3 separate regions of the Mus musculus genome follow, and all the other regions are linked to region 3. Evidence: chromatin loops called from intact Hi-C (ENCODE). Cell type or tissue: left cerebral cortex. All regions are shown on one strand.

What was found. A loop is a pair of places that touch in the nucleus more often than their neighbours do. Peaks named below come from ENCODE experiments on the same cell type or tissue, not always from the same donor. Only the 100,000 strongest peaks of a DNase experiment are listed, where the experiment ranks them.
Region 1: it touches region 3 in a loop (15-fold over the local background); 5 of 42 quality-filtered maps call a loop at or near these places.
Region 2: it touches region 3 in a loop (2.6-fold over the local background); 4 of 42 quality-filtered maps call a loop at or near these places.

The regions. Positions count from the first base shown.
Region 1 is chr19:14,592,615-14,600,614 of GRCm38, forward strand. Tle4 (transducin-like enhancer of split 4) reads right to left here and starts at 5,569. Exons shown (of 20, transcript NM_011600.3): 1 at 4,754-5,569; 2 at 4,143-4,240; 3 at 2,976-3,039; 4 at 1,770-1,814. The coding sequence starts at 4,798. In left cerebral cortex, no CTCF peak of the experiment used is centred here; DNase peaks (open chromatin) are centred at 1,250, 2,201, 2,981, 3,785 and 4 more places; H3K4me3 peaks cover 4,928 bases; H3K27ac peaks cover 2,932 bases.
Region 2 is chr19:15,864,613-15,872,612 of GRCm38, forward strand. No RefSeq gene overlaps it. Among named protein-coding and RNA genes, the nearest start is that of Psat1, 56 kb to the right of the region's middle. In left cerebral cortex, CTCF peaks have their summits at 2,425 (motif pointing right) and 4,917 (motif pointing left); DNase peaks (open chromatin) are centred at 959, 2,432, 4,521 and 4,899.
Region 3 is chr19:15,797,829-15,805,828 of GRCm38, forward strand. No RefSeq gene overlaps it. Among named protein-coding and RNA genes, the nearest start is that of Gm24319, 120 kb to the left of the region's middle. In left cerebral cortex, a CTCF peak has its summit at 4,223 (motif pointing left); DNase peaks (open chromatin) are centred at 131, 3,683, 4,202, 4,837 and 3 more places; H3K4me3 peaks cover 1,268 bases; H3K27ac peaks cover 2,939 bases.

The DNA.
Region 1 (8,000 bases), 1.2 Mb before region 3:
CCAGTTGAACAAGAAGATGACAAAATTCATAGTCATATAAAATGTGTAAACTTAAAGGCTCTCACATCTACCCAACACCAAAATGAATACATAAAGATATGTGACCCTTCCAGGTGTAGATGGCCCAAGAAAAGCCAGAGGCCAAGTGAGACTAAGTGGTCAGGGGAGGAAAGGATACAAAGGGGAAAAGGAGGGGCATTCACCCCGTCCATCCTTTAGAGAAACTAGTTCTGGGAAGGTACATAAACACAAACAAACAAACAAAAGTATTTACAAGATCCAGACTGTAATCAGGTAACAATATTCCTGGGAGGTAGAGCTAAAGGGAGTCCACTCCTAAGCTGAATACATTTTGCTTAAGCAGTATATGTATGACTAACCTAAACAGAAATGGCAAAGATACTAAAATATAAATGTAAGTATGTGCCATTCAAACTCCAACATGTATGTATTATCATATACCGTATATAATATGCTAACATCAGCACAACCAAATAGCATACAGAGTAAAACAGAACTTGAGATAAAGTCACCAATGTAAATACTGTTGTAATTTTCCCAACTTTATTTTTTCAAATACTATCTGGTTGCTTTTATTGTTCAAGAGATGTCTTTTAATGAACTACTAATGTGGGTGCATTCTGACCATGTAGAAAATAACTAAGTTAAAAGAATCCTTACAGCCTGATGACCTAGTCATCTCACACTTCTTAATCTTAGAAGGTACATACATTACCCTGACCACAAATAAATAAGACATGGAAAACAGAAAATTGTCCATCGCTTCTTTCTCAGCAGGCAAATATACATGTTATCTGTTCTGAAATGGGTGATGAGACCCGAAGTCCTTCATGAGGAGATGACTTCAAAGAAATGCTTCCTAAAGGAATTATTGCTAAATAGCATTTTACATGTGTGTGTGTGTGTGTGTGTGTGTGTGTGTGTGTACATATACATTCATACATGCATACATACATACATACATATGGCTATCTTTTCCATTTAGGGAACTTAAACCAAATCATTTTTTTTGGTCTCTAGCCAAAACAAAAAACAAAAAACAAAAAAAAAAAAAAAAAAACACAAAAACAAAAACAAAACCCTGTAGCAGCTATAGTAGTCACATATACCTATACCAATGCGCTCTCCCCCAACCCCAAAGTAATTGCTAGATCTCAAGACCCAGGGCTTAACATTAATCACATCCTCCTATCAGGTTCATTTACTCTGCACAAATTTTGGAAGTCGAAGCCAGAGTTCCTGGTAAGATCTACTAAGTAGGCTCCAGGGACTAGTGCACAGATTTTTACATCAATTTCTTTTATAGCTCTGCAGATTTCATCTGATCCTCCCAGCTCACTCCTCTGTTCTTTCACAGGAAAGGTTTCACACAATTTACAATTTTATTCATTAATACTTTCCAAGGAAAGTTCTTTCATAAGAGAATTTTGATGCCTGAAATATATAAGGTAACTCTTTACAAAAAGACAATACACATTCTACATTCTGCATGCTGTTTTTGAAAGTGCAGAAAAGTTTAATACGCATTCTGAGTTAATAATTTTAAATTTCCAAAAGTTAGGATAATATGGAACAAGAGGAACCACACACAAAAGACTTGCCTTCTTACTCACCCCCAAGTCTTTTAAGATATAGGTAGACATCTCAAATGTACAAAAGAAAAAAAAAAAATCACAAAATATACAATTTTCTTTTCAAAGTACATGAGTATGACTGTCACATAAAATGATTATAAAGAAATAACTTACCTGCTTGTGCATTTCTATGTTCAACCCATAGGACATTTCATAATACTGTCAAAGAAGGAGAAGCAATTAAACCTGTATCCTTCAAATCATCTCGCCAGTAAACTCAAATTGCCCGAATGCATGGAAAACAAGGCAACTAGCACAAAGACCTCACCTTAACCAAAATACCCCAGTCAATAAATAAAAAGGATGCCCAACTGCTGCTCTCTTTAAAACACTAGAGGCCATGTTAAGACACACCCAAGAGAAAAACTCTCAAAACTAATAAAAATGTTAAAACGCAGCATTCTTAACTTGTACAACTGTCTTTCTACATCATAAGCAAATGAACTGAAAAAGTCATGAAAATTTGGTTCCACGTGACTCCTAATTCCTAAGCACAGCAGAAGCATCTCATACAAATGCTGAGGTTTTGAAAGAACTGTTGGAAAAAGGTGATGTTTCCTCAGAGTTCGGTTTCTTGCTTAGAGTGGACTACTCACTCTTACATGCAAAGCAGAGGAACTGGGTAGGAAATTAATGCACCAGCCTGCAAGCTCTTTCAACCCCAAACATACTTCTGAATCATAAAAATGCTTCATTATACTTCTGTAAACATAGATTTGATTTGTCTGAATGGGCGTGTAACTACAGTACAGAAAATCTGGCAGCTCAAATCAGCGCTCCTAAGAACCAAAATAACACTATAGAAATTGAAGGCATGCACAGAAAAATATAAACAGATTAACATGAGGAGTGGGAAATTTTCTGAGAAGGGGTCTGGTGTCATTTCCTATCCGAATCATTAATTAAAAGGCATACAGTGCATGCAATGTTAAGAGTGTATAGGAAAGCTGTCTGGTTACAACTGGAGCAAAAGCAATAAAACAACAAAGAAAACCACTAACAAAAACATTTTGCTTCTGACTAAACAAAAAAAATAAATGAGTTCTTTTTTCCACTTTTGTAAAAATCTGTAAAAACAAAGCACAGAAAATTATACCCCACGCAACTGAACTTTTTGAAAATTTAAATCAAAGCTGGTTGTCGAAGCCAAGCTGTAACCACCTAGAATTACAGGTTGCTAATGGACACATACCCACAGCCTCAACAACACTGGCAGGGCCACTGTGATGGATCCTGCAGCCTCCAGCGATTTAAAACGTATTCTTGCTTTCAGTCTCCCAAGCTAATGAGCACTTTGAATCTGTGACACAGTTTTCTTACCATGACATAATGCCGCTGCATCTCTGTCTTCTCGCTGGCGAGCTTCTCACATTCCAGCTTCAGACTATTCAAGACATAAAATCAACTAAGTACAGTGTAGAACTTAACGCGTATCCTTCCAACTCCAAATCCACGTCGTTTCCTCTAAATCATCACCTCCTATTGTCAAATCAATGGTATCAAACAGCACTTTACTAGTGAAAGGGAGGAGAGAGGAAGGAGTGACAAGAACCAGCCAGGACTTGCCTCTTTGATAAGGTTAAACTGTGGGGGTTGGGAAAGAGGGGTTTATGTCTTAAAGAAATAAACCCTCTACCCAATTGAATTCTGAGACTTCACCCAGAATTGACTATTCTTCACTAAATTCACTTACTAAAACAAGGAAATAAACATCGCTAATAATTATATATATATATATATATAAGCAAAGTTAGGTCCATGAAAATGCCACAGGGAAGGTTCTATCATTAATATTCTATGAGGTTAATGAAAATCAGAATCAACACGGTCTCCTGACAAATTGTTTTTCCCCCTCCAAAAAATACAGACAAGTTGAATAGCATGTGGGGGTGGGAGGTGTTGATCTGGTCCAGCAGCTTGTTTGGGCTCTTGCAATAAGAATTCTGCATCATTAAGGACCCGGTGAAACAAACATGTTTCAAAAGCACTCCAAGTCTAAGAGCGTTGAACACAAAAGCATTGGGGGGGGGGGGTGTCCTGTTTTTATTATTATTATTTGTTTTTTTTTTAATAAAAGTAATGAAATGGCTCACTGCTTAACTCCCTGGCTCTTAAATTATGCCATGATGGTAGAAGGAAGAAATGCAGCCCAGAGTAATAAAGAAGCAAGAAGTCAAAGGGCCCCAGAATCTTCCCAACCTTCCAGCCTCCTGACCCAATAAATCAATATCGAAAGTTTGGCCTCAGCGTTTTCCAAGTCTCCCCAGTTTCGATTGTTCTGCTTCCTTTTCTGTTTACCGGAGAAGAAAATGCTTAATTTCTTTACACCTGCCTAAAGGAAAAAGAGGCCCTGACTTGCCTTTTCTGCCCACAGGGGGGAAATGGTAATACCTTTGTGGGGGGGTGGGGGAGGAGGGGGGTAGTGTTGGAAGGGGGTAAGACAAGAGCTAAGCAAACAGAAGGATCAGCTAAAGTCAATATCGTTACCTGTGGTATTGAGCCTGTAAAAACTGAAACTCTTCCTTAATCCGATCACAGGATTCTGAAATTGTAAATTTGAAGGGTTGAGCAGGCTGATGCGGTGCCTAAAGAACAACAATAAAATATTTAATTAGCCCACATCGCAGGTGGGGGGTGGACAGCCCGCGGTCCGAGACGTGGGGGGGTTGGTCGCGCCGCTCCCGCCTCTCGCTCGCCTGCTGGGGTCCCGGTGCCTCCGGGCGGCCTCCCTCGGCTCAGCTTCTCAGCCTGGCTTCCGCCTCCCCCCGTCACCCCCCAAACCCCCGAGCCCCCGGCCCGGCTCTCCCATCCCTCCCTACCCGGAATCGAAAGTGGCCCGTCGGAGGCAGCCGCGCCATGGCGTCGAGCGGCCGTCAGCTAGCAGAGCGAGTCCGGCCTGTGGCCGCCGGCGCCCTCCACCCCGCAGACTCGCGCCGCCCGGCTCGCCCCCCTCGGGAGAGCCGCGCGGGCGGAGAGCGGCGGCGCGCTGCTTCCCGGGGCTTCAGAGACAACAATAAGAAAATGGCTACAAGTCGGTCGCCTCCCGCACCCTCGGAGCGGCCGGCCGCGGACAGGGCTGCGGGCGCGGCGCCACTCACCGGGTGGCGCGTCTGCGGGTACATCTTGCTCAGGTCGCGAATCATCCACGCCGCTTTAGTTGGCTGCGCCAGGCAGAGGCGCGCGGCTCATCCGCTTCGAGGGCCCCGCGGCGGCGTCCCGGGCCTGCGGGTCTCGCGTGACGCGGGCGGCAGGCAGGCGCGGCGGCTGGGCGCGGGCGGCCGGCTCCGCATTCCCCGCGGGCGTCACTGAGGGCGGCGGGCACCGTCCGTCCTGCGCCCGCCGAGCCCCGCGCCCGCCGAGCGCCGCCCGCCTGCTCGCGCCCCACTCCAAACTTTTTTTATTTGTCTTTTAATTGGCTGCTATTCCTCGGAATGAATGGTCGCTTCTTCCCTGAGAGCGAGCGCAAACTCCTTTGGTTCGGAAGAGGTCTCGCGGCGCTTGGGGGTTCTCTGGAGATTTTTTTTCACTTCACAGCAACGATCTTTTAAAAGGCACCTTTTAGCTTCTTTTACCACATTTCATTTCCTTTTCTTCCTTCCTGTTTTTTTAGCCCCAAATTGAAGGGGATTATAAAAATAAAAGAGCGAAACGCTTGCGGCTTTTTAAAATTCTCTTTCAAACTCTGCGAACACCACCTCAAAATAATACACGAGTGTGTAAGAGGGGGAAGAAGGCAGCCAACAGCCGAACGCCCGCTCGGAACAGCTCTAACAACGCGCTCTGTGTAGGTGACTTCTTTGACCAAATTTAGCAGCAGCTAATCATTAACATTCTGATACATATTCACGACCATCCGCGGAGGGCCCAAGGAGCATCCCGGGAGATGTAGTCCTCGCGCGGCTACTGTGGCCAAGGATGCCTCCAGATTGACTACAGTCTCCGGCTAGCCCCGCGCGCTCTCCGCGGCGCTCTCCAGGAGCCCCGCCCTCCCGCGGCGCGAGGGCGCCGCATCAACCAATCGGAGATGGCTGAACATTAATCGCGGTTCTGTGTTACTGCCCATCATTTCACCGCTGACAAATGGCAAGCCAGGAGGGCGGGGCCGGGCAGGCTAGGCCCACGTGGGGACAGGGCGTGGCGTGGAGCTCCGACCAATAACTGCAAAGAATTGGTGCTGGCGGAGGCGGGGCGCAGCGGCCCGCCCGGGGCGGAGCCTCGCCCTGGCCGCTGTTCCCTAGTGCGAGCGTTCGAACCGCGGAAACATTTGTTCAGCTGTCAATCAAAGTAACGTGGGGTGGCGAGCCGCGGCGGCTGCTGTCGCTGCTGCACTGGCTGCATCTTTAGAAGCAGGTTTCGGCGGCGATGGCGGTGAGACTGCAGGCCGGTCCGAAGACGCCCTCCGAGGCTCATCTCCCGTTCGACGCGGAGCCCAGGCCTGGCGACCGCGCGGGGGTGCGCACTAATTAGGGCCCGATGTCTCCGTAAAGAGACAAGCTCGGCCTTGTGCAACGCGCCGAAACCCCTGTTGAGACAAGAGAGGGAGGATCGCGCTGATCCCACTCCGTGCGGTTCACATCCATTTTACGCGCTGCTGGAGCCGGCATAATTTTCCGCGTGAGCGCGGACGCCGTCGGCCCGGTTTAGAGCCGCAGCCGGGAGGCGTGCACTGGGCCGGTCCCAGAGCTTCCCGGCCGGCAGACTCTTGACATTCCCTTTCTTTAGAGGCACCAGTCAACTTACTCCGGGGTTGAAAGAGGGTCCGAGTGTGGACCGTCGGGCCTTGGGCTTGTGATGGCCTACGGAAGAGGGTCAGAACCCGGGAGTGGCAGCCCGCCCGAGGCAGTTTTGAGACTTGGCGGGTGTTGGGAGCCTTAAGGCTGAGCTAAGGAACCTCTGACCCCTGGGCAATCAAAAGAATTCGGAAAAAGTCAAGCAGGATTGTAGCCAAGGCTGCTGTGTTTGGGACATTCATTTCTGAGTCCCACCTTAACTCGAAGTGCAGGCTAATACGGTGCTGTTGGTTCAACAAATGTGGGAAAAACGTTTTTCCTAATGATAGCGCTTTCCACGACAGAGGAACCGGTAGCTTAATGCCCAATTCAAGGCGTTCTGTGGGCCTCACTAGTACTGGCCACTGAGGACACCGAGGCAAAGAAAGACTGCAGTAGTCTTGCTAAAAATCCAGAACTGAGGCTCATACAATGCCTCCGTTCTGTAAATTTAATTTCCAAAATAAGAGGATGGAGGACTTGCCTCTGTCTCATACCCAATTATTAAAATGCGGCCAATCCAGAATAAAGGGGATTCACATAAAGAGGATTTTGAACACGTGAGGGTTTTTTTTTTTAAGCTCAACAATAATTGCATATTAGGACTGCATTTTTAAAGCTATCAGTTAAGCAAAATGGCTTTATTTTGCCTGTTTGAAAAAAACTTGCTTCTTAGAAATTTTGAAAAATTTTATACATTTATTTAGTGTGGGGGGGGCGGGGGGATTTGAGTCTGTGCGTGTGTGTGTGTTTGTGTGTTCACAAGCCCTGGAGATCAAGTGACAAGTGCATGTACCTGTTGAGCTATCTTGCTGGCTCCAAGTTATTTCCTGAAGCTCGCAGATGTACAGCAGTGTTCTGAATCGTTCTCAGAAGGCTTGAGTGATAACCGTGTCTGCACTAGGACATTGAGTCTCAGAACAAGAACAGCGCCGTTTTTCTGAGGTTGCTTATTTGCTTTCCCTGGAACTTTTTTTGTGTCTCTGTGGGAAGGAAGTTCCATGTTCTTTCACTATTTCAGGCAAAATGGCAGTAGGTTCCATGGGAACTGGGCCTTGGTTAATCAGGGCTATGCTCCAGTGCCATGGATGGGGCCTGGCATGTACCTGGTGCTCGCTCAGTAAATGCTTGTTGATGGCTTTGGCAAATCCAAGCCTTGTGTTCTCAGTATAGAACGCTGCTGTGTCATTAGGATCCATGCAGTCATTTCCCGGGACAGGAAACAAGAAGTTTAGTGCTCGAGCCTGAGGGCTATTGAAAGGGTCAGGGTGGAAATATCAGTTTAGAGGAAAAGACCTTTCTCTTAACCTCTCTCACCAGCTTTATATCAAGAGAAAGTAGCTGGAGAAAACAGGGCGTTTCTGACTTTTTTAAATGTAATTTTAAACTTCAGCCTGTGTATATGTGTCACATTTTAACCTTGTGACAGAGCTACATAATTTGTTACATGTATCTGAAAGATGTCAGATGGGCCAACATACTCAGCCCTGCTCCAAAGCACTAAATGTTGATCTTGTCCTACTCTGCCCCACCCTTGCTTCTCAACACTTAACTGCTGAGCCAATCTGGAAAATGG
Region 2 (8,000 bases), 67 kb after region 3:
GTTTCTCTTTGTTGGGAGCACGGTGATTATACACATGAGAGAGAGAGAGAGAGAGAGAGAGAGTAAATAAGATAAAAGACATAATGCTCACTGGATTTTTCACTGGGTGAGCAGAATGAAAATCATTTGAACGTATCCCTGTGGAAAAAATAATCAATTTTTCATAGACTTGTTATAGGTTTCATAAAATATATTGCACACATATTTTTAAAGTAAGGAAATGGCTTTTTAATGATACTTAAAATATATGGCATGGCAAAAATTATCTAAAATGTGTTTCTGAAGCCTGAAGTTTGGCACTGCCTGCTGAAATATAGATGATTTGGGTAAGCCTGTCTTCTTGGGATAAATGCGGGACCCAGCGCATCTTATTATAAAGCTAATATGAAGAACTTGGTACTCAGGCAGTTAAGTAATTGGCATAAATCCTCCCAAGATATTAAATCCCCTAAACTTCTACCATTTACCAGTTGCCCAGTGGCCTGTGTACATTAAATAACTGCTTTTAACCCAGAGGCCAAAAAAAGAAAAAAGAAAAGAAAAAAAAAGTTCACATAGAAAAAGCCAACCCAACACAACAATACAGGTATCAACAAGAGAAGTAAGGTAAGCACTCAGCTAGCAGACATTCCAGACCAAGGCTCAGGGCCAAGAACATAGGGCTAACCCATCAGCAAGACCTGGGTGTCTACCACTGATGCACACATACTCGGTCACTTGCCTGAGCAACTGGTTTGAGTTTCATATTGATCAGCAAGCGTCTCCGAGGTGTGCTGTGCGTTACTTGTGAAATACTGCCCCCAATCCTTCCTACCTCCTGCAAACACTGAGTGGTGGTCCACAGGGCACATGCAGGAAACAGAGAGGGCAAACTCCTCAGACAAGAGCAAAGGGGACAAACACAATCCAGAATCTTCAAAGCCATTGCCAGCAAGCATGAGGGTTCTGTCTCCAGAGAATGAGCCCATTTGTCACTGATGGAAAAACAAGAGTTTTTTTCTACTTTGCCAAATAAGAATGTGCCTGGCACATGGCCAGTACATCATACACAGCCATCCTTTGTACCAAAAGGATTAAGTCCAGGACCCACAAGGGAGAGCAAAATCTGAGGGTGTTTACAACCCTTCTTTAAACATTGTAAAGTCTGCATATAGCCCACCACCCCAATACATAAATGCACACATACACATTCCAACCTATGGTAGCCTTCTAGTGATTTACAATACCCAACCCCACACAAATGCTATGCAAATAGCCCCTGCCCTGCCTTATTTAAGAATAAAAACAAGAAAAACCTATATGTTTCAAACAGTTTTTTTTTTCAGGTCATTTTACTTCATAATTTGTGGATGAATGTGGAAACCAAGTATATAGGGATGATTTAATTGATAGATAAAAAGAATATTTGAAATCACTTGTAGAATATCCAGTATATGAAATTTTTTACCACCACCCCTGACCACGCATACCTAATTAAGAACACCCCCCCCTTTATTTTTTTTCATTTTATGCAGCCAGTCAAGTTCTGTTGTGTTGCAGTTTGTCTAGCAACTTGCTCTAAAGAGTTCTGAGCATGACCAATGTCAGAAAATCTAGGTTTTTAGCTGAGAAGACCACAACAAACCCAGAACAAGGGTTGAGGCAGCTGTGTGACCTCAGGAGGCAGAATGTCAAAAGTCCACAGAAAGAAAGGTCACCTCAGGGGCCCCAGTTGGCTACAAAGACTCTAGGAGCTTGAAGAAGGGCATTGAAATAGGGGCAGAGGTTGAATTTCAGAGAGACAGAAAAACAGACCAAGATTTAGAGGCAGAAATAAGCAGTGTTTGCTGATGGTGAGGAGAGCGCCAGTAGGAAACAAGGCTCATTACAGGGTGGGGCTTCCTGGGGGAAAGGGTAATAAGTGGCCTGAGAAGCCGATCTGTTACATAGAGGACTCATTCTGGCTCATGAGTAAGAATGGCAGAAGTGTCTTCGGTGTGGCGGGAATTCACCCCAGGATTCTTTTAAAGAGCATGCTCCCCCTGACATTGAGTTAATGATTTCATTTGCACTCAGCTTTCCAATATCCCATCTCAGTGGTTCCCAACTTATGGACCACAGAGTTATGGCAGAGGTCCCCGAAGTCATATAAGCACTGTCTAGAGAACAGCGAATGACTTGCTCCGGGTATATTGCCACTACTTTGTCCTAATATGTGGAGGTACCGTAAGACATAAAATGCAAATTCATTCCAAAGTAACGGTAGCCTGAGTTGCCCCAGGCATCAGCCTGTGGCAACACACAGAGTCACTTTAACAATAACCGAAATGTCACTGCCTTGCATCTCCCCTGCTGTTCACCCAGGGCTTCTGCCTACAGCAAACTGCCCACTCTAGGATGCCTAGTGATTTTGCATATGGTCCTAGAAACAAATCCATCCTCCCCAGAGAGCCACTGGGTGGCGCTACATCTGCATTGACCTGGCATCACCATAGGTTGGTTGCTTAGGAGTAGGGCAAAGATGCAGGATTGTTACATGGCACAGCGGGGAGCAGACACCTCATTATTCTGAGCTAGTATTCCCCAAACACTAATGCTTTACTGAGGATTGTTTTCTAAATAGCTTTTCCAGTTTTTACTTAATGGCCCTTAAACTTTAAGCAGAAAAAGTAGTATTTATACATTGATCATTCTAACACAACAGCGGGGACATATTCCCTCCTGTCCAGTACCCAAGATCCCTTCTCACGACCCTTTGTGACCAGCATTTAAGCTTGTAGGTATATAAGGAAATAATGCATAGCTCGGTAGATGATTTGCAAGTGTGAAAAGGTAGAAACACAGAGGTCTGTAGACTACAGGTAGAAGTGAAGAGCTTTGTAGACTACAGGTAGACAGACATCAAAGGCAATGAGGTTAGCATCCAAATTCTAGTAATGGAGATCCCTGGGTCACACTGATACGTCAAATTAGCCAGTTAACATACATCAGCTACACTGTGTCCCCCATCTTAGAAGTAGGAGCTGAGGAAGATACCCACATGTGTGTATATATTTGCAAAGTGAGCTCCTGAGGTGTCGACACCCTCTCTCATCCTTACTGAGGACTGCTTTCTTAGCACTCAGATTCTTTTATGGAACTAACTAGAGCAAGGCGCTTATGTTGGGAGTGGCCCCACCCACATCTTGTGCCAGGGATGGAACCCAGACTGCCATGCATGCTGGACAAGCACTCTACTTCTGGGCTGCACCCCAGCCCTGGACTGGGGGATTGCAAAAGATGGATTATTGCCCAAACTGCCTTACTAAATGAGATAAGAAATTATAAATAAAGATTGATGGGCAGACCAGAAACAGGGGTTGGGGGGGGGGGAACCTCTGGTTTTCAAAAGAGACAGATCCTAGAACAAATACCTCCAGGCTTGGGCAAAGCAGGAGCAAAGTGTTTGTCACATGACATTTTATCTTCAGTTGAGCAAGAGAATCACTCCAACTCCACGATGAAGTGTGAGGGCCCTCCAGTGTGTTCGGGGAGTCAGATCTCTTTCTTTTACATGTTTCTCTACTGTCCATTAAATGGGGGCAAGAGGACCAGCTTAAGGTTGCAAACAAATGAAAAAGTACAAGGAAGTAAGCCCAAGAAATAGTCTCTCCATGCTTGCCTCTGCAAATGTAAGTTAGCTAAAGACGAACTGCTCTACGATTAATATGGACTGCATTCGGAATGTTAGCAGGCAAGGGGTTTACTCCTGATCGGGGCCAGTGTTATCATACTTGAGACAAGCAGAGTGTCTAGAGCACAACATTTAAGGAAGCATGGGTTTGCAGGGTCTTACTCTCAGAGATGACAGCAGAACAGCCTGCAAGGGAATACTCCTCCTTAAATTTTGGGTCTCAGCCACGCTGCCTGCTTCACTCTAGTCTAGTCCTTGGCTCTTCCTGGCCCAGTCAAATTTCATTCCACCTCAAACTCAGACACAATTTGCCACATACATGATTTAGAATTCTTGGTCATTTCAAAGATACATTTCACTGGGTATTCATAACAGCCTCTGTGGCACATCAGACTACACTCCCCATTCTACAGAGAACAGGGAAGGTCAGGAGTCTTGTCCAAGGTAGCATTTTGGGGCCATGGCAGGCAAGCTCCACCCACGCCAGTCACCCAAAGACTGCTTCCAAAAGTATTTGGTGTTGTGTTCGATTGCCTCGTGAATTCATTTCTGGAGTGAAACCAACTCAAAGTTTCATATGGCCCATCCAAAGGTGCTGTATCTCTTCATTTGCCCCCTCCAGATCCACAGAGTATAGAGAGGAAGAGTTTAGCCAAGGTTGCTGGCTGCTTAGAATAAATGCCTATGAATTCTCCACCCCCTGAAGCCTTCCACAAAGGCCACAAGCTCCCAGCTGCAACCCTGTGTGGATGGGCAGCCAGGAAAGGCACTTGCCTAGGAGGCCTTAAAATCAGTCACAGCTGGGATCCATACTGCCCTAGCTTTCTGTAGCTCTGGCTTTTCCCTGACTGAAGAACAAAAAATACCATCAGTTGTGGGCCCACTAGCTGGAACTCAGCCATGGGGCCTGATTAGAGTGTTAATTCACCCAGCCCATGAAGCACTCTGTATATTATCCAGCCAATGTTTCAGGGTACCACTAAATTTCATCAAAGTGAAAAAGCCTTCCCCACATCCTCTACAGATTTCTTGTTCTTGGTTCTCAAAGTGATACGTTTAAGAACTGAAAATAAAATGAACTCATTTGCAAATTGTGCTTTTGTGTTCGTGTGTGTGTGTGTGTGTGTGTGTGTGTGTGTGTGTGTGTGTGCAAGTGCAGATCTATATCACCCTTGTCAGAATTCATTGTTATGTGAGTTCTTTCCTGAAGCCTGGATCTAAGGCTCGGCTCGGTTGCATAAAGCTTTGCCTCCCTCTGCTGTCGAGAAGAAGAATCAAGTGTGGCAAACATAAACTCCGAATTGGAGAGACCATTGGAAGGAAACTGTACCTAGGGGTGTTTGTATACGCTGCATAAAGTGGCTGTAACAAGGGCCTAGCATCACAGTATTATCCACATAGCACTTGATTTACAACTTCTCAGGAAAAGTCAACTTCAAACCCAATAAGAACAGATTGGGACGGATTGCATGCTCACCTGCAGAGCAGAACAAAATCAATCAAGTGATTCTTTGGTCACTGGACTAAAAGATTCAAGATTGATTTTTTTCCCCTTTTAGTAAAATATGAAACTCCCTGGAAACTTTAAGTATTACTGGAGTCCTGTATCGTATGAGGATTCATGTGGCAAGAGCGTAGCAATTTGTCTAAAAAACTTTCCTTCGACAACTCTAGAGATGGCTGAATTTGCATGAGCTCATCGGGCAATGATTTTTGAAAGCATTAACCTCAGAAAGAAGGGAGGGTAGAGGTTTCCTGCTAAGTACCAGGGATCTCAATCATAAAATTAAATATTCCCTCGCAGACTTCGTGGTATGGTAATCAGCTATGACCTCTTGCAATAGTCGGTGATCTGCGGGGAATTCTGAATGTCTAAGGAGCTTGATTTTGTCCTCAATGTGCCACACATAATGGGAAGCTGCTTTACAGGAAGTTTCTCCTCCTGTGGAAGATGCCTGGACACTGCAGATATCAGCAAAGCCCAGCCAGGCCTATCTCACTTATAGGCTGAGTCCCTTGCATACGCAGTGGCGCCTCTTTAATGAATGTTTCTACTCTTGAACATACAGTCATCCTAGGTAAGCATTTTGTGTCCTCAGCCAAGGTCAAAGAAACAAACAGGGGTCCAGAGGTGTTTTAAGAGCAAGACCCATGCCTGCCAATCACAGCTGGCTTAACACTCTACTCTCGGCCTGTGGGAAGGGTGGCCTGAGAGCAATGCTTCTATGGAGCTGAGAATTGCCTGCAAAGCTCCCCCACACAACTCTAATACCCTTCCCAGAATTCAGACCTATTCCAAGCTCTAAGTTGTGTTTCTTCTAAATTTTCATTTTATGTATTTGAAGAAGGGGGCAGAGGCATGAGTGTGTCCCAGTACACACATGTGGAGGTCAGGAGACAGAAACAGGCTCTCTCCTTCCAGCCTGTGAGTAAAATGGATAGAAGTCAGGTAATCAAGCTTGGCTGTAGACAACTTTACCTGCTGAGCCATCTTGCTACCCCCCCCCCAGCAGTCCTCTTTTCAACAAATGATTTTTTTTTTCAGTACGTAGGACCGCATGCATGTGAGGCAAGCTAATTTTTGCCACTCAGCTACAACATCAGCCCTCTAAGTAATGTTTCTCACCTAAGACAAAGAGCAACACATTAGCCAAGAGGCAGCAGGGTAGACACAGATAGCACATTGGATGTTGTTGACCATAAGGTCTCTATCCCAGTGACTCAAATGGAGACAAGTCATCTTACCGGTGACTAGGAAACACTATGGTGTAACACTGTATTTATAAGCAGAGGTGACTGGCCGTTATTTGTGATTCCCTATCTCAGACCACTCAGAATGCCACTTAAAAAAAGACACGAATGCTTGTTGTCACCTTGTTGAGGTCGGGTCTCAAGCAGGTGATCTATGTGAGACTCTTCCAAACACCATGAAACCCCACTTCCAGCATGAAGCAATGTTAGACTTGCCCCTCCTTCCTCCCTCCTTCATTAGGGAATACTTTCAAAGTCAGATTCACACTTGTGTCCTCCTTCATCTACACCACTGAATGATGGAGGGGAAGGAGGACACTGGTGGGTCAGGCATAGGCAGAAGTGAAGCTATCAAGTCATCTCACTGGCTTTGGTAGCAGAATTCCAAAATAGCTCAAAGATGCTCCTTTCCAGTGTCATATACCATCTCCCAGTCATCCAATCACATGGGACTGACTGGATAAGATGGGCTCTTTAAACCTGGGTCTAGAGGTCAGAGACAGGCCAGGGAGAATCTAAGCATAAGAGAGATGGTGTAGGAATATCACCAGGCTGGCAGAAAAGAAGATACACTACATAGACACTGTGCCCCTGAATTTGGCTACCAGACTATTGAAACAGTGGTCTTCATGAACTTGGAATATCTCATGAAATCTCATGTTGGGAGAAGTAAAAGGCTGAAGCTTAGTATCAGCCAGAGTCTTCACTCTGTCTGACAGTTTATCAGACCACCACCCAGGAGCTAAGACAGGGACAAGTAAGTGATGGGCAGGATCACGCCTTGACCAGGACTGCCCGATCTCGACACTAGCAACTCCAGTAACTGGAAGAATCCATGGTTGGTTTCAAAGTTGTGGGGCCATGAGATACAGAATGTGCGGGGACTCTAGGAGCTGAGTACTCTCAACTGAAAACATTAAAGTAAGGGGTCCTTTCATTGCATCCATAAGGAGTGGGTTCTGCCAACAGTGGGTAAATGATGAGCTGACCAACTGGGTGGACACAGAGCTCCAGATGAGAGCCACAGCCTTAGGCCAACACCACACATGCACAGCAGGAAACATACCCATAGTGCACCCATTTTTTTAAGCTACAAAAATGTTGGGATAACAAATTAACATCTGGTCAACTGCTAAGTATGTGATGACATGGTACATAGAAGTAGAAAATGATGCAGACAGGCCTCTGGCTTTGATGTCTAGGTCACTACTGGGGAGGATGGAATCCAACAATGTCTTCTTTAAAATGAAAATGGATGAGAGCCAAGGTCACTCCACCTGGAGTCAATCAGAACTCCAGCCAACATGAAGGCACCAATGACAAGGAAGCTTATCCAGTACCAACCCACTTGCTACACTGTGAGGTCATTGGCCACATCTGCTCTGTCACTGGGCATGGCCAGTTGGGGAGGCAGAACACAGGGAGTTTGCCTGCACTTATCCCACCCCACCACCTCAGGGACAGGGAAGAGACTGCTCCAGGGGTGGGAAAGGTCTGAAATGTGGAAAAGCCAGAACTGCTTCAGGGTTCCCAGGCCTGCAACGAAGCTGGGGCTGTGGGATTCTCAGACTCTTGAACATCCAAGTTCCAAAGAGAG
Region 3 (8,000 bases):
AAACCTTCTGCTTTTTCCAACCTCCCTCCCTACTGGACACAGCCCCAATCTGGTGTAGCATACATCCTTGGGTTTCAGAACAGACCAGCCGAAACCTCTGGCAAGTCCCTGAGGATCTCCAGGAGGAGCCTGGCCCTGTAAATCACAACAAGTCTGGATTCTATTCCTGTCACCCACTCTCGGGGCCAAGACTGCCTTGAGGGTCTCTAGGAGCTTGGGGCTCAATTTTCTCATCAAGCACTTTGCAAAAGGAGGCAAGGGAATGGGTCCACTTTTTCTCACACTTAACAGGAAAATCCCCATCTAGCGCCTTATCTCATACCTACCTCTGAGTTCCAGAAATTTCCAAGGAAAATAGAACAAATTGTCACGGCCAAACAGCGTTCCTTCTGCTCTTTCCTCCCTTCACTTAAATTGGCCAACAAGGACAGAAATGTCTTACCCCAATAATTAAAAATGAGTAAATAGCACTGAGACACCAGGAATTCAGCAACCATCAAAAGTCCCACTACAAATAACATCACTGGAAGAGCATTGAGCAGAAACCTCATCCGCAGGGAAACAGATCTGTGCTGAAACAGGACGTGCAGAGGTGTGCCAGAAAAGGCACAGCCCCACAGATGTGAGCGTCATCAACCAACGGCCCAAGCAGCACCTGTCCCCCGGCCCTGATTAAGTTATAAAGGAAAGAATTTACAAGTGTCCCAGGAAGCCTGAATGAAGTCCTGAGTAGATGTATATGGTTTGACATGGGTACAGCCATGCCAAGGACCCATGCCTCAGAGCCATGGAAATTTGGCAAGACCTTCCCCATAGAGGTCAGACTCAGAATGGCGCACTCTTCCTCTGGTCTGAGTGTGAATGTTGACAGGATGTCTAGGTTCCAGTGTTTACAAATGATTCATGAGCATGTGCAAAAAACTAAACTAGCAACTGCAGCTTTCTCCTCCCCAGCATTTACGGCCTGAGACCACTGCCTACAGAAACCTTCTACCAAGACTAGTGAACTTTTTCTCCTGTGTGATATACAACGTGTAAAAGCACTGGGGGCTCAGCACGTTCATTGTCATTGTAAGCATCACTCTTCCAGAGGGCACATGGCCCACTCGACCCCAGCTTTTCTCTGTCCCCGTGCCTATCCTTTCTGTTCTTTCTGCATCATCTTACCACCCCGTCATGTTTCCAGGACTAAGGATGCAGCACATTCCTGAAGGGAGAAGGTCTCTCGGGCTGCCTACTGGAGGTCCTGTGACAGATGTTTCTATCCCATGGGTCTTTGAACCCATTTTGTCGGGAAGGGCTGCTTCTTAACTGGCTTTCAGACCTCAAATTTTAACTTTGTAAAAGCCACGATGACTCCAACGTCATACAAACAAGCAAGGGAGAGGCAGGAAATTCAAGTCTCAAATTCATTCACAAGCATAGCTCCCCCTCGTTTCCATTCACTGTCCTGAGGAAGAACTAAGGCTCACAGAAAGGAAGGAAGGAAGGAAGGAAGGAAGGAAGGAAGGAAGGGAGGGAGGGAGGGAGGGAGGGAGGGAGGGAGGGAGGGAGGGAGGAAGGAAGGAAGGAAGGAAGGAAGGAAGGAAGGAAGGAAGGAAGGGAGGAAGGAAGGAGGGAAGGAGGGAAGGAAGGAAGGAAGGAAGGAAGGAAGGAAGGAAGGAAGGAAGGAAGGAAGGAAGGAAGGGAGGAAGGAAGGAAGGAAGGAGGGAAGGAGGGAAGGAAGGAAGGAAGGAAGGAAGGAAGGAAGGAAGGAAGGAAGGGAGGAAGGGAGGAAGGGAGGAAGGGAGGAGGGAAGGAGGGAAGGAGGGAAGGAGGGAAGGAAGGAAGGAAGGAAGGAAAGGAGGGAGGAAGGAAGGAAGGAAGGAAGGAAGGAAGGAAGGAAGGGAGGGAGGAAGGAAGGAGGGAAGGAGGGAAGGAGGGAAGGAAGGAAGGAAGGAAGGAGGGAAGGAAGGAAGGAAGGAAGGAAGGAAGGAAGGAAGGAAGGAAGGGAGGGAGGAAGGAAGGAAGGAGGGAAGGAGGGAAGGAAGGAAGGAAGGAAGGAAGGAAGGAAGGAAGGAAGGAGGGAAGGAAGGAAGGAAGGAAGGAGCAATAATAGAAGGGTTCTGTTGGCATCAGCTATTTGCACTGTCTGACATCCATTCAACACTCTCTTGACTAAACAGCTGTGCCCAGTGGGCACAACCCAGGGTTGACATTTTATTGGCTTATTTCAAGAGGCAGAAAGCTGTGATTCTATATAGCCATTGTCACCTTCTCTTCTCTGAGCACAGGGCCAGCTTCAATAGCAGCTCACCCACCTGGTCAAGTGAGACATGGTTGTCCTTCATGGCATTGGCTGCCACACAGTAGGAGAAATAGCCACTAACAGTCATAGCACAGGTCCTCCCTCTTCAGTAGCTCAACTGATTTTTCTTGAGTTTATTTAAGCATATTTTTTTCTAAAGCTATTGTAAAAGTCCTAGTCTGATTCTAGTTTGACCAATTTAGGTCAAATACTTCTTTAGGAAGAAATAGCATCATGGGGCAGAATATACAGTGTTTCGTTACACTTAAATTCCAGATAGACAACAGGTTTGTGTGTGTGTGTATGTGTGTGTGTGTGTGTTCCATATAATATCTCAGATACACTTTAATAAAAGAACATAATCGTTTATCTAAAATTCAAAGTTAACTGGGTCTCCTTTCGGTTTTATGGCTGTTGCTTTGCTAATTTGAGCAAGACCCTCCATCAGGAGCCCAAAATAGGTGGAAATATAAAGATTTTTATTACATCTGGATAACATGTCCACCACCCCAGCACAGAAGACCAAAGTCCACCTCACTAAAGACACATGTCCCCTGAGGAAAACCAGGTACAAGTCTAGAAGACGAAGGACAGACATTGATCAGCCAAACACAGCAGATCTGTCCAAAATCGAAGTGGGTGTGGCTATGGAAAAGGAGCGTGTGGTTTCAAAGGTTTTCAGGGGCGGGGCTGGGGGGGGAGGGGTGATGTGGGCCAGCTGAGGGGGGGGGGAAGAAAATTGTGCAGGCTCCTTCTCAATCTCCTAAGGTTGTGTTTTTAGCCGTACACATTTGCCAGATTGCTTGAAAAAAGGCAACAGCTGTGGGAACTGACAGTTTACAGTTGGGATAAATCGCATTAGTGAAGTATTTCAATTAGAGTGATATCGAACTAAAAAACCAAAGTCATCCCTGAACAAATAAATTAGCACTTCAGTTCGTGAAGTGGAAGATTTCAACAGCGCCTACCTGCCCATTGTTGTGCTGATAGTTCCTGATACTGCCCTTGTAGGGATGGCGCATATGTCCTGCTAGAGAAGGACAATTAGTCAGGATCAGTCTATAACTAGGTATTTGTTTCATTCCTGACCAACAGCCAAATTTGGTCTCAGATCAGCCTGAAATGTCCCTAATGGTGCATCAGAGAGCCTTCCTGCGGGGTCCTGGTACAGCCCACCAGCAGGTCAGCCAGACGACACAGGGCTGGACTCTCTTTCCCAAGCTAATTCATCTACACCGGTAGCACTTTAAAAATCAACTCAGAGACCGGTCTTGCAGCAGATGCTTTTTCCGCCTGCAGAAGATGAATGTGAAGAACCACAGCTCCCTTGTTCTCTCAGGGTCGGGGCCAGCTCAGCCCACAGACTGCAGGCAGCCAGGGGCTCTACAAAAGCCTTCTGTTCGCCTGGCCTCCTTTTCCTTCCCACCCATTCTCCTCCTCCAACATCACACCCGGTTCTCCCAACTCCCCACCCCAGCCTGAGTCGCAGCAGAAATTTTTCCTCTGCTAGCTAGTGATTCCGGCTAATTAGGTGGCTGCTTTCATTTACTTCAGCAGTTGGAAGAGGGGCTAAAATAGCATTGCCCCTATTCGTGTTGGAAAAATAAATCATGCCCATTGTTACTCAAGATCTTCCTCTCCCCCTCCTTCTCCCGCTCCTTCTCCCCCCCTCCCCCCCCCCCCCGCCCCCCAATCAAGCAAATTAGCAGCTTGGTTCGTTTTCCTGGCATTCACTCCAGGGCAGCCAGCAGCACCCCGGAATGTGGCTTGAAGGTGTGTGGTCAGTACAATTGTTTGGAGCTGTTTGTGCCAACAATGGGAGGAAATGCCTGTCTTCCAGAGGACACCGAGTGGCACTTGTCTTCCTTAGCTTAAGGAGGTCTTACCAGCTGCTGCCAAGCCTGGCTTCTCAGGAAGAGATACACCGCCATCTATTGGTCACGGAGGTTAACGGCAATGCCTTTCTCTCCCATATTTGCTCGAGGCCACTAAAGGACAGACAACAAAGCTTCTAGTAAGTTCTAAAAATAAGCTGATTCTTTGTACCTCGGAGTAAGACGGCGTTTTCCTCTAAGGTTGCAACTCTAAGTGCAGTGCAGCGCGTGACTAATACTTCCGCTGTGGGGCGCTTTCCGTGATGCTGGTTTCCAGGTCTCAGGATGGTTGGCTGGCATTGTCTGAAAGAGCTTGAGGCTCACCACTTCTCCATCCGACCTCAACTATCTTGGGTATCAGCACTTCTGGGTAATGGTTCTTACGCTGTAAACCTTCATATCATCCTTCTCCCACCCAAAACAAGCCCAGTTTCTAAGACTGCAAGATGGGGAGGGGCATTCAAAAGCTTCCTGCATTCAGAGACACTTGTCTGTGCACTGAGGATCAAATGCCAAGTCTTTTTGCATCCTGGATCCTGAAACAAGCAACTCCCCTATTCCTGACAACAAATGCTTCGGCTGCCTTTTATTTCATTCTGTTCTACATACATGAAGGACATGATTGCCTCCCTGGTTTCCAGTTTTAAAAAAATCCTGATTTGATTAGCGTTTGTGTAGAGATGGACGATCATATACAACCAGTCCATCGCAATATGTTGGGTTTGGTTTGTGACTCTCAATCAGGGTGACTGGCATGACATCCAAGAGTCTTTGTTATCATATTGGAACATTTTGGATTGACACAACTTGACAAGGTGTTGAGCGTTCTACAGCATTCAGGAGAGACCCACCACTAACACACACAGCAGAGAGTTATCCAGCCCAAACTGTCAATAGCACAGATGCACTAGGAGTCTGGTTTAGAAAAGGGGGAGGGGGAGGGAGGGGGAGGGAGAGGGAGAGGGAGAGGGAGAGGGAGAGGGAGAGGGAGAGGGAGAGAGAGAGAGAGAGAGAGAGAGAGAGAGAGAGAGAGAGAGAGAGATCGCCCTCTGGTAATGGGGTTATGATAACATTGATTGTTCTCAAATGAGCCACACCGCAGAGACAGAGGATAATTCTCCTTCTCCCAAGTCAGTATTTACTGCCTTTTTTTCTTCTTTAGCTCTTCCATTTTAAACATAATTTAGCTGTCTTTTTCCCCCCTTCTGCTGCTGGGAAGAGAAAGGGTTGGAGGGGGAGGGGAAGGCAAAAAGAAAAGGAGGATTAGAGGCTTGACCTGTTTCTCGGGAAGAGATGCCACATCCCTCTCTCAGATGTGCTTCGTGACCAGGCAGGGTACAATTAAAAGCACAATAATTTGCTTGTTATTCAAGTCAGGCATTAGTCCGGGTAATGGCGTGCTTGGTGGAGAGATGGATTTCCTTGTTAGGCAATAAGCGCAGGATTAACTGAATTCTCCATGGAGAAATCTTGATTTGTTCAAGGTCTTTCATGTTTTCTACAGAGAAGGGATTATGTCTTCTTAAAGAGGGGCCTTGCTTAAAAAGCTACAAAGTATAAGAAAAGGATTTAGGGCAGAGGGGCCTGTGGTTAAGTAGCTGAGGGGTACAGGGAATTTTAGAGCAAGGGATTATTTAAAGCCATAAAGTTCAAAAAATAATTGGTTTAGCACTACTGGGTCAGTGCTGGCAAGCTCACAGTAAGGCAGCTAAGCATGGGCTAATATTCATTTTACTTTGGCTAATTATTGCATGGATCCAGGAGAGGAGGAGCAAGAACGCGCTCCCTCCCTGGCAATCAGGAAGTGCAGTATATTTGGTGTGTGCCTTTCGGGCTTGTGTTTTATGATGGGATGTCCAGAATGTAAGAATCACAAGAAGTGTTACTTAAAACACAGGCACTCTTGTCTTAGAATAAGCCTGCTACCCCAGAAGCAGAGAATAAAGACACTATTAGTGTGGTTTTTTTGTTGTTGTTGTTTTTTGGTTTTTTGTTTGTTTTTTTGTTTGTTTGTTTATTTTTTTGGTTTGTGTTTGATTTTAGGGTTCTGAGGGCAGAATCCAGGGCCTGGCACATCCTAGGCAAGTTCCCTACCACTGAGCTACATCCCCAGCACCCAGCCACTCAGCTTTAAATCCAAGGACACCGTTAGAGAGGATATGAAGTAAAGTGCTGACTTCACCAGCCACCCTCATGAAACCAGTGAGGCTCAACCAGCCCAGCGACAACTTTGTCACAGTCCAGAGATGTTTTCATCACATCTGGAAATATGCCACTGACATCAAACTACAGAGGCTGGAGTTGTGAGGGCAGGTGCTTTTAAATAGATCATAATCCATAGACTAGAAGCCAACACAAGAAATTCCACTCCAAAGTGATGCTCATGGAGAGGGTAAGAAACCCTGGTCTATGCATCTATGCAAGACAATTTCTCTGCTTGGGTAAATCAAGGTCTTATTATCTCTCTCTCAATCTCTCTGTCTGTCTCTCTGTCTCTCTGTCTCTCTCTCTCTGTCTCTCTCTCTGTGTCTCTCTCTCTCTCTCATAATTCATCCTTTCATAAGTCAAAGGAGCATGTTTCTACTTCCCTTCCCTTTTCGTTACCAGACATTTTTTACAAATCAAGAAAGAAGGGCATTGCCCTTGGCATACTAAGGCTGCACACTGAAGGACCCTCACCTACCATCCTTTCCATGACTGATGCACACACAGAGAGAAGAGAGCTGGCTTGCACGTGCTCACACTCCCTTCTCTGAGATTGCTCCTTCTTCCCTGCGTGAAGCGCATTCACTCATCTTGTGTCCTGCAGCTTTAACCTGGTTAAGAGCCCACAGCCGCAAGCTATCCATTTTCCCCCTGGTGAATGATGATTCTCCTCCCCAGGGACGTTAACGCCCTTGACAGGAGCTTCCTGGAAGCTCCTTAAAGCCAAGAGGCTGTGAATCAGCATAACCATCACCTCTCTGGGAGAGCCTCAAGGATGCACTTAACCTCCACCTCCATGGATGGGGAAGAAGGCTGGGAAAAGAAGTCAGAGGGTACTCGGGAATAAAAGCTGAACACCCAAACTAGACCCCTACCCTGCCCTTCTGCAGCAGGCAGACACAGAATGGCAGTGAAGAGGGGAAAGTCAGCCTTCTTGCCAAGATCTCCCCTTCATTGCTCTAAGGCTGGTTCAGAGCTTTGCAGTCACAGGTTTCTATTCATTCTTAAAGCGTTGATCATCCTCGACAACCCTGACAAAGCCTGCCAAGTCACATCCTCCTGAGCTCAAGGCTCCCATCTGGCCTCGAGGAGAGAGAAAGGCTTTCTCATCTTCCTCCTCCTCCTTAGGACTTCTCCATCCTCCTCTCGTGCATCTGTGCTCGATCCTAAAACATTCTCCTTCTGTTCACACTCCCACTGGTCCTGACCAGCTCACACTCTTCCTCCATCTTGCCCTGTTCCTGATCGTCCCTCAAAGCCAGAAGCCAGGCCAACCATAGCTGGCCTCCACTGCTCCTAGTAGGTCTTCTCTTACACACCTCTCACAGGCTTCCTCTAAATGGACTCCCTCTTCACATCTATGGGCTGGCCCCCCTCATGTCCTTCCCCCATCCATGGGATACCCACCTACTTCCTCTTAGGCTTTGTCTTCACCATTTTGGAATATATAAGGAATAGACGTATTTTTTGTGCTTTTAGGGGGATGCATTGGCTCGTCCTTTTTTCATTGACATCTTGATGACAAGTACAGCCACTGGCTGCAGTAGGCTCTCAAGCACACACTGAGTAGCTGAGGAATTGGACTAAGTTGCTTATGTTCATTTCATCCAGTTCCTATTCCCAGATACAAAACT